2 separate regions of the Homo sapiens genome follow, and region 2 is linked to region 1. Evidence: chromatin contacts called from ENCODE Hi-C data. All regions are on one chromosome and are shown on one strand. The core of a region is the stretch at or near the end of the contact, and the rest is flanking DNA. Distances in the headings are between cores, read along the strand shown.

Evidence for each region. A loop is a pair of places that touch in the nucleus more often than their neighbours do. Pooled maps may share reads with other maps.
Region 2: a pooled map shows a loop between it and region 1 (4-fold over the local background). The contact joins the enhancer-like site here to the promoter of MRPL32 in region 1. A Hi-C loop is called at or near these places in 4 of 50 pooled maps.

The regions. Positions count from the first base shown.
Region 1 is chr7:42,930,871-42,936,069 of GRCh38, reverse strand. MRPL32 (mitochondrial ribosomal protein L32) reads right to left here and starts at 3,694. Exons shown (of 3, transcript NM_031903.3): 1 at 3,554-3,694; 2 at 934-1,115. The coding sequence starts at 3,683. PSMA2 (proteasome 20S subunit alpha 2) reads left to right here and starts at 3,896. Exons shown (of 8, transcript NM_002787.5): 1 at 3,896-3,952. The coding sequence starts at 3,912. RefSeq lists an enhancer at 3,516-3,745.
Region 2 is chr7:47,989,126-47,994,324 of GRCh38, reverse strand. It overlaps SUN3 (Sad1 and UNC84 domain containing 3), which reads left to right. Exons shown (of 10, transcript NM_001030019.2): 8 at 1-10. Among named protein-coding and RNA genes, the nearest start is that of HUS1, 12 kb to the right of the region's middle. RefSeq lists enhancers at 2,151-2,380, 3,566-4,406, 4,407-5,199. Within about 2 kb of position 2,409, at least 25 of the 41 ENCODE cell types and tissues checked have a DNase peak (open chromatin) inside an H3K27ac peak, as active enhancers do.

The DNA.
Region 1 (5,199 bases), core at 2,445-4,944:
TTTGCTTAACAGAATGTGGATGCTTATGAAAGTCAGCTTTCTGTTCTCGAGTTTCATCTGTATGGTGCTGCTGTTGTGGAACGCCATGAAGTAAACAGTAACTGAAATCCTAACTGTTAAAACCATACATGAACAGATCAGAGGTAATACACACTGTAATTTTTCTTTACTAGATCAATGAAGACAGTACATCCATGTTGTCAGCGAGGAGAATCTGAAATTGTCTGAGGATAGGAGAACACAAAGAAAATCTTTAAAAGAACATGAGGTCAAAAATCAGAGCTCGAAAATCTACTGCTTCATAGCTGTGTGACCACAGGCAAATTCTTTTTGCCTCAGTTTTTTCATCCTAATAATGAAGAATATCTTATTTGCTTTGGAGGGCTATAAGACATGATGAGATATAATAAACATAAGGCACTGAGATACATCATAGACACTTAATTGTTGTTAGCTATTATATTACTTATCTTAGGGTTTTCCTTCATGGTATTTTGTTGGAAATGATAAAAAAATAAAACAAATATGTAAGGGCTTGTAAAACCCAAGATTCAGTATACCTACTGCTTCTAGCTTTAATTCTAGGCTCTGCCATAGTTAGGATGTTTACTCATCTGTAGTTCAAAACTCACACAGCTCAAGACTGACACAGCTCACAATTCAGAAGTCATGTAGGCACCTCACAGCCTCGTTCCTTGCCCAGTCTCCAAACTCACTCCTTCCTTGACTGTGTTTCTAATACTCAGGCTAGAGGACAGCAGGCTCTAGCCTTCTCATTATGTATATAATGAGAATACTGTATTTCATTTAGGCCAGAGGAAAGTAGACACATATAATCTGATAATAATTTATTCCTAGGCTATAGGAATCTACCATGAGCTTATTCAATGGAGGACTTGAGGAAAAGCACACCCACAAAAATCAATGCATTACCTTAACTTTAATAAGCTTCTGCGGATTTCTTCTCCTACACCGGTTAACTTCAATGGTGCGTCTATTTTTGGGAGCTGCCATCCAAAAGATACTGTCCAAAAGGCTGGAATTCTCTTTACTTCCACTGGTATCATTTGCTGGCTCTGTAAACATGGCTGGGCCCTGTACTGCTAATGCTGGTCCTAGGAAATAAAACATAAGAGATACAGAATTAGTTTCTAGCTTCTAAATTACTATTTACAGATATCATTTTCCTTAACAATCAATGGTCAAACATACACACACACAAAAACTATATATAAAATTTAGAATGTGAAACTCAATAATGAGAAACCTTAGCTATTAAAATACACTAAAGCTTATACAATTTTAAGGAACACAGAATTTTTTCTTAGCGGATCCTGCTGAAAAGAAGATCAGTGAAATTCCATCAAGTTTCTTATCTCATAAAATACAGGACTCTGATAGGCACCTAACTTGAACAAAACAAGCAAAGAATCACTCAACTGTCCACATTCTATTAATACTTGGCGGGTAGTAAGTACCTGATTAATTTACAAGTAAATCTAGACAGATTTCCTGAATACACTTCTGACCGGCACTGATGTAACTGCCAATTGCCTTTTCTTATATTCAAACTGAGTCAGGTCCTTTATGATACAACCTCTTAAGTCACTTAGTTCCTCATAACATTTAATCTTGATTCCTGTCTGCTCTCTAAAGAAAAGAGCCAGCTCACCATTTCTCTGTATGGCCTTATTTATGTGACTATCAAAGTTTCTCTTTTTCTGAATTGCTTATAAAATCAACATTCCTTTACCCTTTCCTTGCTATTTCTTAGACGTGCCATACTTTTTTTTTTTTTTTTTGAGACTGAGTCTCACTCTGTCACTCAGGCTAGAGTGCAGTGGCGTGACCTCGGCTCACTGCAACCTCCGCCTCCCTGGTTCAAGTGATTCTCCTGCCTCAGCCTCCCAAGTAGCTGGGATTACAGGTGTGCACCACCACGCCTGGTTAATTTTGTATTTTTAGTAGAGACAGGGTTTCACAATGTTGGCCAGGCTGGTCTTGAACTCCTGACCTTAGGTGATGGACCCACCTTGGCCTCCCAAAGTGCTGAGATTACAGGTGTGAGCCACCGCGCCCAGCCCACATACTTCTTTTGATCTTAAGAACTCTTAAAAATACACAAAGTTCTCTAACACTTAACAACTGGCATTTATTTTCAGTATGTCCACAAGTATTGCCAAGCATGCCCCGGTGATTAACAACACAGGCTCAGGACTGTCTGTGAACTTGGGACCATTGTGAGCCTACTGTTTCAGTTGGAAAGTGTATACACCTAATGGGACTGTTGTCAAGATTATCCCAGGAAGTACATGTAGAAAGCTTGGCACATTGCTTGGCATATAGTGGCATATATTTTCTTGGTATATTTCTGGATATTATCACTTTCAGGCTGCTTAGAAATTGAGTAGAATGTAAATGCCAAAGCCATGACAGTTTCAACATCCAAGATACTTCCAATTAAAATTAATTCCAAGTGAAACATGGGAAACAGAATTCAGCTCCTCAGAGCTCAAACACCACAGAAAACATGTACTGCGCGGGAGGGAGGGAGGAAGGGAGGAAAGAAGGGAGGGAAGGGAAGGGAAGAGGAGAGGGGGGAGAGGGGAAGCGGGAGGGGAGGTGAGGGCAGGGCTGGAAAGGAAAGACAGATCCAGAGAGTGGTGAGCCTTGATGCCAAGTGAGACCTGCAGAACTGTCCTCTCAGGACAACTCTGTACAAATCCCTGAACTCCACAGACTTGACCAAACTCTAGCATAGTTTCTAGCAGCATAAGGCTGTATCCTAGGATGACCTCGGCCCCCCCTTTAAAGTGCCTGCCTGAGAAAGCTCAACGCTGCCTGGAAAATTTCCTATTTATTTTGGCCAACATACCCCGATAGTAGGTCCCGAACTCCCTTAGAGCATTTCCTGGAAAGGGCATATAATTGTAAATACGTATCCCTTGCAACTAACTCGGAAGCTTTTCTTTCAAGGCCCTGAGAGCCATTCCTTCGAAATCTAATCATTAGGAAGGATAGGGCCTTTGTCTCCCAGTCTCTGCGGGAGGATAGAATTCTCCCTAAGACAACTGCGAGCTAGCAGACACAGCCGGCTAATCACATTTGCACTGACTTCACTATACTACACTTCTCTGACTCTACAGAGCCCCTACACTCCCGCCTCGCTCATTCTCCCTTTAAAACGCCCAAAGTCACCTCTGCACAAACCGGGATGGAGCTCAGCTCTTTACCTGCAGTAGTTACTGAATAAAATCTGTTTTCAGCGCTTTACTTACTGGCTGGCTATGATTTATCTTTGACACAAGCTTGGGTTACATTCTGTGTACGAATGGAACAAGCAGAGGAATTTTTTTTTTTTTTTTTTTGCGGTGGAGGGAGCGCAAAAACAGTCGTTCTGTTCTCGCTAATATGGGAATGTCACGAACTACGTCCCCGACATGAGGCCGCGGATCAGAACCGGGGCTGAGGGCGAACTGTGTAAGCTGCGTCTGCTACGCTGCCCGAGGTCCCGTCATCAGCCCCCTCTCCCACGGAGCCCTTCTTTACCTACCCCACGGAGGACTGGGAAAGCCCGGCCGGCTCTGCGGAAGCTTCCGTAGCAGTCGCTCCCAGTAGTTTCGAAGCACTCCCCGGGCCGCAGACCACGGCGAAACCACCAAGACCAGCATGGCCAGCGCCATTTTCCCTGCTGGAAGACCGCCCCGGTCCCGCCCCTGCTTTCAGCATGCGCACAGGCACAGAATCGGGCAAGCCTCGCTTCTTAGAACTACAACACCCCGCATGCTCTTGGAGCAGCTCTGACTCTCCTCCAATCATAGAGAGTAAAGGAAAGGTGAGGGGCGGGGAAATGAAAGGAAATCGGCCACAGTGCGCATGTGTGCGGCTGTGCTTTGGCTCTTCGGGTAAAGATGGCGGAGCGCGGGTACAGCTTTTCGCTGACTACATTCAGGTATGGAAGGGGCCCTCGAGGTCTTCAGCGTAGTCGAGGTTGCTGGTACTCTGTCGATTTAGTTTTTCCCATCCTGACGTCGGCATTGGTGCTTCTGGAGGGTCCAGTAGGGAATGGAGTTGGAAATGCGGCTTTGCAAAGTCATTTGCCAGGCCGACCCGGGATTCCTGGAGCTTCCTTGGTCGGAGGCTGCTGGAGGGTCGGGGGGATGCGGTTTTGCGGGGTTAACATGGGGCTGCGGGACGGTGAGGCACATAGCCAAGGATTCGCTTTCACTTTGGAGACCAGAAAAGAAGGCAGTTTTAGCTTAACCATCTCTGGGTGGCCCGTTCCGAACTCAGGATTTTTTTCCTGGCTCAAGTAGACCTGATGCGGTGGTTTCTGAAACTTGGAATCTTGGTCAAATATGTGGGGTTCCCTTTTCTTGGAAAACTCTCAGCTTTACAGTTAAGTCGGAGTCTTGGTCTCCATTTGGCACTAGTGTCTTTCAAAACCTCCCGCTTTCGGTTTCTTCGATGCACGAATTAGAAACATAAGGACTAAAAACCGAAAGCCCCTATCACTTTTTTGTGAACCCCTAACAACGAGGCAAGTTTGAGTTTTGGTCTTTTTTTGGTGGACTGGGGGGAACGTCGGGGAGGGGGATGTTTACTTTAAACAAGATTGTAGGTTTTTCTATTGTAGAAAAGGGGATTAGAATAATAAGTTTACTTTCCAAAATACAGTTGGGGCGAACCATGGCTCTCAACGTGAGAAAACCATCGCCGAAGACTTTTAAAAATTGACTGGGGAAGTTTTCTGACTTACCCATTTTCTTAAGGATCAGTAATGCCCAGTTTACTTAAAATGTACTCCTGACAACTGAAGGCAGGCGGGATCTAACTTGTTGAGTACTTTGTTAGGTGCAACTTAACCTTAACCTGCTCCATCTCTTTCCACTGCTATAATGAATGTTATCTCAGCTTCTTACAGATGAACTAACCGCAGCTTGTACAAATTAAACAACTTGTCTAAGGTCATCGGTGAGTAGCTGAGTTGACATTCAAACTGGGTTTTTTTTCTGATAACAAAAATACACTTTCCATTACATAACGTTGTCTTAAATTCCAAAAGTACTTTTCTCTTGGCAGTTTTCAGTAAGCAGTGGGTGTATGTAATAGTTTTTTTGTAACCTTTGAACGAGATTAATTTAATTATGCAATAAAAGGTCTCATTATATTACATATGACAGAATAGTGTGTGCAGGA
Region 2 (5,199 bases), core at 1,160-3,659, 5.1 Mb before region 1:
TTCTGTCTATGTAAGAAGCTATCTAAATTTGTCATTCAGATTGGCCTGATAGAAGGTGGTTGGCTAGGAATTAGGGGCTGTCCTCTGAACTAGGACAGATAACTAGTTGTGTCACTTATTTCCTGGACTTCTGCTTTCTCACCTACAAAGAGAGAGAGTTGGACCAAATGATTTATATTATTATTTTTACTTTTATCAAAGTTATACATGTATAAGTAAAAATCAAATATTTCCATAAAGTTTGTAAAGAAACAGTAATTCCTTGTCCCACTTCTCCACATCTCCAATTCTCATTATCCCAAAGCTTCTACTTGCAACAATTTTAGATGTTTATTTGGGTACTTGCCTCCATGTTGGCTTTTGCCATTATTTCCTGATTTTTCAGTTTTGATTATGACATCCTCTCATTGAAAATGAAGATTAACTCTTTTCCATGGCACTTCCATCTTCCCAAAATATTTATGTCTTAATTTAAAAAACAAAACAGGTTTCTGGAGATGTAATTCCCATAACAATTAATTCACCCATTTAAAGTACACCCTTCAGTGGCTTTTAGTGTATTCACAGAGTTGTGTATCCATCACCATAATCAATTTTAGAACATTTTTCTTACCCTAAAAAGAAACCCCATACCCCTTAGCCGTCACCTCCTATTCCCCTAGTGTACTCCTCCAGCCCCTGGCAACCACTGGTCTACTTTGTCTCAATAAATTTACCTATTCTATACATTTCATATAAATTGAATCATTTATAATGTGTGATCTTTTGTGAATGGCTTCTTTAACTTTGCATACTGTTTTCAAGGTTCATTTATGATGTAGTATGTCTCAATATTTCATTTATTTTTTATTGCTGAATAACATTTCATTGTATGGATATATGACATTTTATTTATCTATTCATCAGTTGATGGACATTTGAATTATTTTCATTTTTTTGGTCATTATGTATAATGCTTCAACAAACATTCATGTACAAGTTTTTGTGTGGACATGAGTTTTTGTTTTCCTTGGGTGTATACCTAAGACTGGAATTCCTAGATAGCATGGTAAATGTAGGTTTAACATTTGAGGCACTGCTAGAAGACTGTATTATCTTTTTGTTCAAGCAATACTCAATGTTTTCACAGTGACTATGTGAACAAAACAGCTCTCAGTTGAGCTATTTAGTGTACTTAAATACTACTTTCTTCCATTTTTTTAAATGTTTCTGAGTGTAATAATTGCTTTACATTTTTTTTTTCTTGAGACAGGGTCTCAGCTCTGTTGCCCAGGTTGGAGAACAATCACAGCTCACTGCAACTTCAAACTCGTGGGATTGTTTTTTAAATTTTTTAGTAGAGATAAGGGTCTTATTATGTTGCCCAGGCTGGTCTCAAACTCCAGGGCTCAGGATCCTCCCGCCTTGGCCTCCCACAGTGCTGGGATTACAGACGTGAGCCACTGGTGCCCAGCCTATTTTTCTTTAATTTGCTTAGTTTTCTGCATTCCTATTACTAAAACTTTCCCAAATTCTTCTTCAGAAGTACAAATATTCCCCCATTATGTTGATTCACATCAGATAACTTATAAATTTCTTCCTTTCTTTATTCCTTCCTTCACTTTCTTTTCATTTATTTTCTTTTTTTTTTCCCAAGATATCCCTCTGGCGCCCTCAGCATTTTGCTCCAGCCTTGTTAGGTAGGCCTGATGCACAACTGTTGTCGTGGGATTTCACTCATGCATCCTGAGGATTCAACTTACTGTCTAATTTATTATTTTTAAAAAGTGTTTCTTCTTTCCCTTTTCTGCTTTTTGTTCCACCTTCTGGAAGATCATATCAATTCACATTTTAACCCCTCTACGGAAATTTTCATTCCTGCTGTCATGATTATACTTTCTGAGACTTCTTGTTTCTATACATATTCCCTTTTTTAGAGCCTATATTTTTTTCTTTTATGAAGGCAGTACCTTCTCTTATGCTTCTGAATATATTAACTGTAGGCTTGTCTCATTTTCTTCTGCTCGCTTCCGGGTCTGGATTTCCTAGCCCCACTTTTCCCCCTTGCGGGTAGCGTCTCTCTGTTTCCTGTACAACACTTTTCTCCCATGTCTGTGATGCTTGTCACATGAATTGCTAGGCGGTGCAAAGCCGGCAGGAAGCTTTGCGCGCACGGTGGGGCTCATCCGTCGTGAGTTTGCAGCGGGAATCATCTGGTCGGGCCATTTCGTCGGGAGTCACAAGTGTGCTATCAGGAGAGCTGACCCTGAGAGGACTCCTGCAGTGCACAGGAGGTGCCAGCCTGGCCCACCACACCATGAGCTGCTGGGGAGAGGAGGGCCGCGGGGTCACCACTTTGTGCAGAGGCCATGCTCTTGTGGGCGGTTCTGGGGCGGCGCCGGCAGTGGTCTTAGAGATGGGAGGAAGAAGAGAGCCCTCTGCTGGGCCAGGCGGGGCTGGAGGGGCGTGGAGGCGTTGTAACTGCTTTTTGAAATGACTGTTAGCTAAGCCGCAGATTTGGGCTCCTTTCCCCCACACTCCCCCTCACGCTTTCACCCACACGCTCCCCACATGGACACCCTCCTCCGGCCTTCCTGGGAACCTGCCGCTTAAGTCCTGCGCTGCTGGGTCCACGTACAGCCCGAGTAGTTTGTGTTCTTTCTCTCCAGGCGCCATTTGGCCATCTTCACTTTTTGGTTTTTCTGTTTGTTTGTTTTGGGGTTTGTTTTGTTTTGTTTTGTTTTGTTTTTTGGTTTTACTGTCTACTCCCACTTTTGCCTTATATAGGTTTATGCCTTCAATTATGATCTTCCCATCTGGAGGAGGGCCCTGGGTTAAACAGCCTGCCTTATATGTCACCCAAATGCCTCTACATTCCATATCTGGAGTTTCAAAACAAAGGGCTGCTGTCCTTTCATAGAAGCCCACACCACCTGCAAGTGGTGTCTCTGAAAAGTTGAGTTTGAGCAGCTAAGTTCCATCTCAGAAAGGTGAACACGTTCATTATTTAGACAAATTATGGGTGAATCCCAAAGGCAGGAATCCTTTAGTAATAAAAACTGCTTCTCATCATTTTCTTCTACATTAAAGAATTTATGAACCAAGTAAAATTAAAACAAGGTGATAAAAGGACTGGGCGCAGTATCTGCTCCTGTGATCCCAGCTCCTTAAAAGGCTAAAGCAGGAGGATCACTGGAGCCCAGGAATTCGAGGCCAGCCTGGGCAGCATGGCCAGACCCCGTTTTTTTGGTTTGTTTTGTTTTGTTGTTTATTTGTTTTTTATTTTAACTTTTATTTTAGGTTCAGAGGTATATGTGCAGGTTTGTTATACAGGCGGTAAGTAGTAATACCCAACAGGTATTTCTCTGCTCCTCTCCCTCCTCCCACCCCCCACCCTCAAGTAGATCTCAGTGTCTGTTGCTCCGCTTTGTGTTCATGTGTTCTCATTATTTAGCTCCCACTTACAAGTGAGAACATAGAGTATTTGTTTTTCTGTTCCTGTGTTAGTTTGCTGTGGATAACGGCCTCCAGCTCCATCCATGTCCCTGCAAAGGACACGATCTTGTTCTTTTTTATGGCTGCATAGTATTCCATCAGATCCTGTTTCTTAAAAAAACCCAACAAGGTGATAAAGGAGGTAGAAATAAAACTAGCACTCCTGTCTTAAGCTAAAGAGAATATATGAGGCTTGAGTCATGTGTACATATGAAGGGGTGGCCTGCCCCTCCCCACCTGTGGGCGTTTCTCGTCAGGTGGAACGAGAGACTTGAGAAAAGAAAGAGACAAAGAGACAAAGTATAGAGAAAGAAGAGTGGGCCCAGGGGACCAGCGCTCAGCATACGGAGGACCCGCGCCGGCACCAGTCTCTGAGTTCCCTTAGTATTTATTGATCATTATGGGGTGTTTCTCGGAGAGGGGGGATGTGGCAGGACAATAGGGTAATAGTGGAGAGAGGGTCAGCAGGAAAACATGTGAACAAATGTCTCTGCATCATAAGGTAAAGAAAAAAGTGCTGTGCTTTTGATGTGCATATACATAAACATCTCAATGCCTTAAAGAGCAATATTGCTGCCAGCATGTCTTACCTCCAGCCCTAAGGCGGTTTTCTCCTATCTCAGGAGATGGGATATTCAATCGGGTTTTACACCGAGACATTCCATTGCCCAGGGACGAGCAGGAGACAGATGCCTTCCTCTGATCTCAGCTGCAAAGAGGCCTTCCTCTTTTACTGATCCTCCTCAGCACAGACCCTTTACGGGTGTCGGGCTGGGGGATGGTCAGGTCTTTCCCTTCCCGTGAGGCCATATTTCAGACTATCACATGGGGAGAAACCTTGGACAATACCTGGCTTTCCTAGACAGAGGTCCCTGCGGCCTTCCGCAGTGTTTTGTGTCCCTGGGTACTTGAGAGTAGGGAGTGGTGATGACTTAACAAGCATGCTGCCTTCAAGCATTTGTTTGACAAAGCACATCCTGCACAGCCCTTAATCCATTTAACCTTGAGTTGACACAGCACATGTTTCAGCCAGCACAGGGTTGGGGTAGGGTTACAAATTAACAGCATCTCAAGGTAGAAGAATTTTTCTTAGTACAGAACAAAATGGAGTCTCTTATGCCTACTTCTTTCTACGTAGAGACAGTAACAGTCTGATCTCTCTTTTCCCCACATACATATATAATTGTGAGTACATTATGTAACCATGATGTATCCAACTCTTTTAATAAAAATGTTATAGTTTGATATTAATATTTTTATTATAAAATGATTTAATGAATGTACTGTTTATTTTGCTGTGTTACAATTTAAGGAACCTAACAATAAACTTCAGATTCACAAAATAAATTAGTTTGCACCAGTGCGTTATCCTCTCACAAATCTTCAATTTGAAGGGTAGAGAAGAACAAAAAGCACAAGAGAAATTGCATACAAAGAAAAAAATCAGTGTTTTTGTCAGTCAACGGGAGCTTACTTTTCAGAGGAAATTATTTGTGTGATCAAAATCTGGCAATGGGCTTATGTTTATCTCATTTTGGTAAACATCAGTTCAGTATGGCGACGCATTTTTATTTTATTCAAAGTATGCTTATTGCAAATATAGTTATCAGGTCAAAGTTAATGTTGGGATTTGCTCTATATGTATGTATCTGTCTTCCATCTATCAGCTGTTTGTCAATCATCTATCTTCTAACTATCTATCTATGGATCTATCTATCTAGCTCT